Regions from separate parts of the Homo sapiens genome. Here region 1 is linked to region 2. A link is a contact called in ENCODE Hi-C data. All regions are on one chromosome and are shown on one strand. The core of a region is the stretch at or near the end of the contact, and the rest is flanking DNA. Distances in the headings are between cores, read along the strand shown.

Evidence for each region. Hi-C counts contacts between places; a loop is a spot of excess contacts on that map. Pooled maps may share reads with other maps.
Region 1: a loop to region 2 is called in a pooled map, with 5 times the contacts of the local background. The contact joins the promoter of FBXW5 here to the promoter of SNAPC4 in region 2. A Hi-C loop is called at or near these places in 4 of 50 pooled maps.

What each region holds. Positions count from the first base shown.
Region 1 is chr9:136,943,267-136,945,987 of GRCh38, reverse strand. It overlaps FBXW5 (F-box and WD repeat domain containing 5), which reads left to right and starts at 1,250. Exons shown (of 9, transcript NM_018998.4): 1 at 1,250-1,394; 2 at 1,882-2,097; 3 at 2,482-2,639. The coding sequence starts at 1,905. C8G (complement C8 gamma chain) reads right to left here and starts at 745. Exons shown (of 7, transcript NM_000606.3): 1 at 530-745; 2 at 218-354; 3 at 1-59. The coding sequence starts at 667. RefSeq lists silencers at 1,207-1,786, 2,167-2,236 and an enhancer at 2,072-2,721.
Region 2 is chr9:136,398,627-136,401,431 of GRCh38, reverse strand. SNAPC4 (small nuclear RNA activating complex polypeptide 4) reads left to right here and starts at 1,262. Exons shown (of 24, transcript NM_003086.4): 1 at 1,262-1,298. RefSeq lists silencers at 815-864, 1,015-1,224, 1,295-1,424, 1,495-1,604 and enhancers at 113-1,049, 2,779-2,805.

The DNA of each region.
Region 1 (2,721 bases), core at 1-2,500, 540 kb before region 2:
AGCGGCCGAGGACCCCTGTGTCTCCATAGAGCTGGCGCACCTGCCAGCAGATCCCATCCCTGGGGGGGCGGGGAGGAGGCACCACAGGCTGGGAGACCCCAACCAGGAATCCTAGTCCAGGCCACAGCCGGGGTGGGGTCAGGGGCCAGAGCAGGGCTGAAGTCCGGGGGCTGAGAGGAGGGTTGGGGTTAGGGTGCAGGGCTGCTCTGGGACTCACAGCTTTCGGAAGGTACTGACAGCCATGGCTGTGCCCTGGGGAGCCACATGCAGTGTGGTGGCCTCGGCCCGGTGGCCCTGCTCCTGCAGGAAACGGCAAGCGGAGCCCACAGCCACAAGGAGCCAGGTCCCTGCAAACTGGGGGCAGACCATGGGAGAACTCGAGGGCACTGTGGGAGGGCCCCTCACCTGCTTCCCTCTACACCCCCCACAACTTCACCTGCTTCCCTCTCCCCCGCAACAACTTCTACCTGTCTCCCTCTACCCCTCCCACAACTTCTACCTGCCTCCCTCTACCCCCCCCAACTTCTACCTGCTGAGCATCAAAATTGGCCTTGGGCTGGATGGTGCTGATGGGGGATGCGGGCCGGCGTGGCCTCTGAGGCTTCTGGCCCAGCGAGCCAGCTGCCAGGAGCAGAGTCAAGAGGGTCGCAGTCCCAGGGGGCAGCATGGTGGCGGCAGCAGGGTGGCAGGACTGTGGGAGGCCAAGGGTAGCACCACCAAGTCCCAGGACAGAGTCTACTCTGCTGTCACAGAGCCCAGCCCAGGAAGTCCATGTCCATCCGTTGCCTCCCCACCCCCCACCTCCAGCCTCCTCGTGAGCCTAGCTTCGATCTGCACTTCCTGGCAGGGCCCTGGCACCATGTCCTATGTACAAAGTCCGAGTTGACCTCTGGCTGTTTATCCATTTCTCCTGCACCCCTGATTTCCACCGACAGTCCTTAGCCCTTTACACGTTATCTTCCTTAAACCATCACCCAGTGGTCTTATCTCCATGGCCAACGTCACGGGGTTCATGAAGCCACTTGCTCAGGGCCCGGCAACAGGGAGCGCCGGAGGCGGGTCCCGAACCAGCGTTCGTTGAGCCTCGCCTGCAACCCCGCCCACGACCGCCGCCCGCTGGCCACAAGGGGCGCTGTTCCCAATGCGCCCGAGTGCGCGCAGGCGCACAAAGAAAAGCCGGCCAGGCCGCCGGAGCCCAAGGCGCAGGCGCACGAGGGGCGGATGCGGGCTACCCGCGCGCTCTGCCTTCCTCGGCCATCGATGCCTCGGGGCTCGTGGCGTCGGGCCTGGCGGGCTCCCCGTTGGGCGGGGGCGGCGGTCCGAGCGGCTGCGGCAGCGGAAGCGGGTCCGGGTCGCGCAGGGCGGGGGCGGCGCAGCGGGCGGAGGCGGCCGTGGTGAGTGCGCCTGCGGCCCTCGGGGGTCCCGCCTTGTCGTCCCCGCCCGCCTTGGGCGAGTGCAGGAGCCCCGAGGCCGCCCGTGCGCTCGTCCCCGCCGTCCGCCCCGAGCCCGCCGGGCAGAGCTGCTCCAGGGCCGCAGGGCGGAGGCCACTGCCTGGCCGCCCCGAGCTTCCTCTCGGCGGAAGCCCGTCCCCGGACGGCGCCTGGTGTCCCCGTGCCTCGCGTGCGGCGGTCCGGGCCCTGGCGGGCTGAGGGGCGCCCGCTGCCGGCCGCAGGAGGCCGGGGGATGACGCGGCGGAGAGGGGCCGGCCCGGCCCGCCCGGAGCTGCCGGGTCCTTGGTTGGGCGGCGGTACCCGGGCGTCCCCTGCAGACACGCAGCCCCGTGGAACTCCCGGCGGGACGGTTGGGGCTGGAGGAACAGGACGCCCGCTCTCGGCCTCCCTTCCCGGGCCTGGGCTGAGGGCAGCCGTTGGTGGGTTTCAGGGCCGCCTGGGCAGAATGTCACGATGGACGAGGGCGGCACGCCCCTGCTCCCCGACAGCCTGGTCTACCAGATCTTCCTGAGCCTGGGCCCGGCCGACGTGCTGGCCGCCGGGCTGGTGTGCCGCCAATGGCAGGCCGTGTCGCGGGACGAGTTCCTGTGGAGGGAGCAGTTCTACCGCTACTACCAGGTGGCCCGCGACGTGCCCCGACACCCAGGTCAGTGGCGTGTGGGGCCCCTACCCACGTTCTGCAGCCAGGGCCCCGGGCCCCTGCGCTTGGGGGTCAGCCTGGCTGGGGGCCCGCCCCGCGGCCCCGCGTGTCCATGCTCACCCCCCCACACCCTGATAGAGGCCTGTCAGGACACAGCGCAGGCGCCCCTCAGAGCTTGGAGGCCAGAGGGTTCATTGGGTCACTTGGGGGGTGGGGGGTACAGGGGTCTCTGTGAGCTACAGGGTTGAATCCCCCAGCCGAGGCCTATGCCATGACTAGTGGGTTCCAGGGGCACCACGGGGCCTGCCAGGACTGCTGGGGCCACACTCGGCTCATGGCCGTGACTGCGAGGAAGGCCCGGGCCCAGGACTGACAACTGCCCACCCGCAGCGGCCATGTCCTGGTACGAGGAGTTCCAGCGGCTGTATGACACGGTGCCCTGCGTGGAGGTGCAGACGCTGCGGGAACACACAGACCAGGTCCTGCACCTCAGCTTCTCCCATTCCGGGTACCAGTTCGCGTCCTGCTCCAAGGACTGCACTGTGAAGGTGAGGACGGCCAGGTGTCCTGCACACCCCACCCAGCTCTGCCGCAGCACGGAGGTCCCAGGACCCAGGCGTTCCAACCAGG
Region 2 (2,805 bases), core at 13-2,512:
CAGCTCTGGGAGCCCTGTAGCAGCAGGATGGGGGCATCTGGGGAGGATGCCTCAGGCCACAGGCCTTCCCTGAGGCCCTTTGGGAGAGACAGCATTTGATGGGGTGGGGGTCACAAAGGCCAGATCGCCAGGCGGGTCCCATCCACCAGATGCGTGTGAAGTGGGGTGGTCCCCTGGCCCTCATGCCAGCAGCTCATGGAGCAGGTGGGGCCCAGGGAAGCGCGGTGGGGATGGGCATGTGGGTTTTGCGCACCCCTCTCTTTTGATGTCTGTGTTTGAAGCGTTTGATAGTAAGAAGTTTAAAAATACAATTTGTGGCGCGGTATTTAGTGCCTGCCTTCTGCCTCCAGATTTCAAGCCCGATGCAGGGACTGAAACGAGGCGCTCGAGGAGCCCCCAGCCGCCTGGTTCCATCCCCTCCATCTGTTTCTTGCCAATCCCTAGCTCCCAGTTTGGCCTCACCTGGGCCTAGCCCTTTGCCACCAAAAGCCCACCTCCTAGGTAGGCAGGGCAAACCCTCTTTATAGTTCTCCAGCTGATGCCCCTAGCTCACCCCAGGCTGGAGTGGAGGCCCCCTCAACTGGCTGGGCCCAGGATGTCTTTGCAGCACCGATACTTAGAAGCTCTCAGGAGCCAGGAACTGTAGGCCCCTGCCCAGCTCCCGGCCGAGTTAGCCCTGGCACGTTCCTGAAGGAATGAATGCCCACTTAGGGGAGGGCCCCGGGGCAGCTCTCCAGGCCAGGAGACCCCAGAGGGTGTGCACAGGTGACCAGGGAAGCGAGTTTGTGTGGTGCGGGCCCCCACCCTCTGGCCTCAGTCTCCTGCACGTGCCTGGAGATCGGCCTGGCCTCGGCGATCCTGAGCATGCAGGGCAGGCTGGGGAAAAAGCCTTTCACGTAGACTTTCTCATCCGTTGCTTAACCAAACCCCAACATGTCCGTTAACAGAGGATGAAACAAGCACAGAGAGGTCCAGCGATGGCCGAAGGTCACAGCCAGTAAGGGCCGGTCTTCCGGATCGTGACCAGGTGGCCGGGTGCCTGTCCCTGTCTGTCCCCTGCCTTGAGGTCCCGCGTCCACCCGCGCCCCTCCAGAGCGCGCGGAGGCGGCCCCCAGGGCGGCCGCGCGAGGGCAGCATCGAGCCGTTCGCCTCTCTAGTCCCGGCAGGCCGCAGCGGCCGTCCCGGCGTGCCCCGCGCCTCAGGAGGCGGGACTTCCGGCGCGCGGCGCTCTTGTTCTGCAGCCGCCGGAAGCGTCGAGTCTGCAGTCGCCCGGGCGACGGCGGGGTCCGCGCGGCCAGGTAAGGTGTGCGCCCAGCAGGTGAGGCGCGGGTGGCGTCGGCAGCTTCAGGGCTCTCCCCGTGGAGGGGGCGCTGTCCCGAGGAGCGGATAGCCGAGGCCCGGGACGGGGGCGGGGCAGCGCCCAAAGTCGGGGAAACTGAGGCCCGGCGTGGCCCCCGTCCGGCCGAGCCTGGGCGCGCGGGGATTCTGGCCCTGGGAGCCCCTCGGCTGGGAGCGGGCTGCGGGCTCCGAGGAGGCTCCGGCGGGGCGGCCCCGGCTGCAGGGCGCCCGCGTGCGTCTCGGGGACTGCGCCGGCGATTCCGCGGTGGCCGAGCCTCGGAGGGGGTTTCCCCAGTTCACGCAGCGAGCAGGAGGCGGAACTGGGCCTGGGCCGGGTCTGTCTCCCAAGCCAGTGCCTAAACGCCCATCGTCCTGGCGCATCCTGGGGTTCCCTGGGCCCAGCCGAGTCTGGGTGGCGTCCCCGCAGCTGGGGCTGGAGGGACCGCCTGCTGCGCTCCGTCTTGGTGGGCAGCCCTCATGACCAGCCCTTGGGAGAGGGGTGCGGGGAGAGGGACAGCCCCTGATGTCAGTGGCTCAGCACGTGTGACTTTGACCTCCTTCCTGCTGATCATTGCTCACCTGAGCGACACGGGGAGGGGGAGGCAGCAGCCTCGTGTGAGGCTTCCAGAGGAAAGCGTCTCCGCCGGCCCGGAGGCGCTGAACCAGCCTGCGGTCGCTGCCAGCTCTGCCTCTGGCCGGCTGTTAACTGAGTTTACAGGTTCACAAGCATTTCGGGCATAAACAAGGGGCTTTGTGAAGGAGTGAGGGGACCTGGGCTGCTGATGCGGCTAACGGTGCTCGCGGGTGGATGCTTTGGTTTTGTTCCAGTTGGGCAGGGCCCCAGTCAGCCTCCAGCAGGGAGAGCCACGCCAAGGACGGGGGAGGGCGTTTCTCTTTGTTGTTGGGTGTTTTGGGCTCCCGGGTCTGTGCTAGTGATTCCTTTAGATTTTCTCTGCTAATGTTTCATTCTCCCACTCTCTCTCTAGCGTCCTTCTCCCTTCAGACTTCCTGGACCACAGTTCCTAAGAAAAAAGCTTGACAAACATTTGTTAGTGTCAGGCACTGCCACGTTCCAGGCGTTGTTCTGGATGTACAGAGAACAGCCAGCCTTCCCTTTGGGAGCTTCCTTCCCAACCATGCTGTTAGTGCCTGCCACCTGGGCAGTCTCAGTGTGTGTCTCTGTGAACGTTTCTCAAATGCCCTCTGTGGTCCGGCTCTGTGTCATGGGAGAGCAGGATGGCCAAAGTGGGTCACGGGCTGTGTCCTTGCCCTGTAGTGACTTTGCCACTGCACCCCACACCTTCTACGCTGGGTGGCCAGTTTCCATGTGGCTTGGTGTGGGAGCAGAGACGGGACAGTGGGGCCTGTCCTTGTTCATCCACTCCCTGCCTGTGCTGGTTGCAGCCTCAGAGCAGGCGGGAGATGTTCTTGGGGCTTAGGCTCCTGGCAGAGCACATAGCAGGAGTT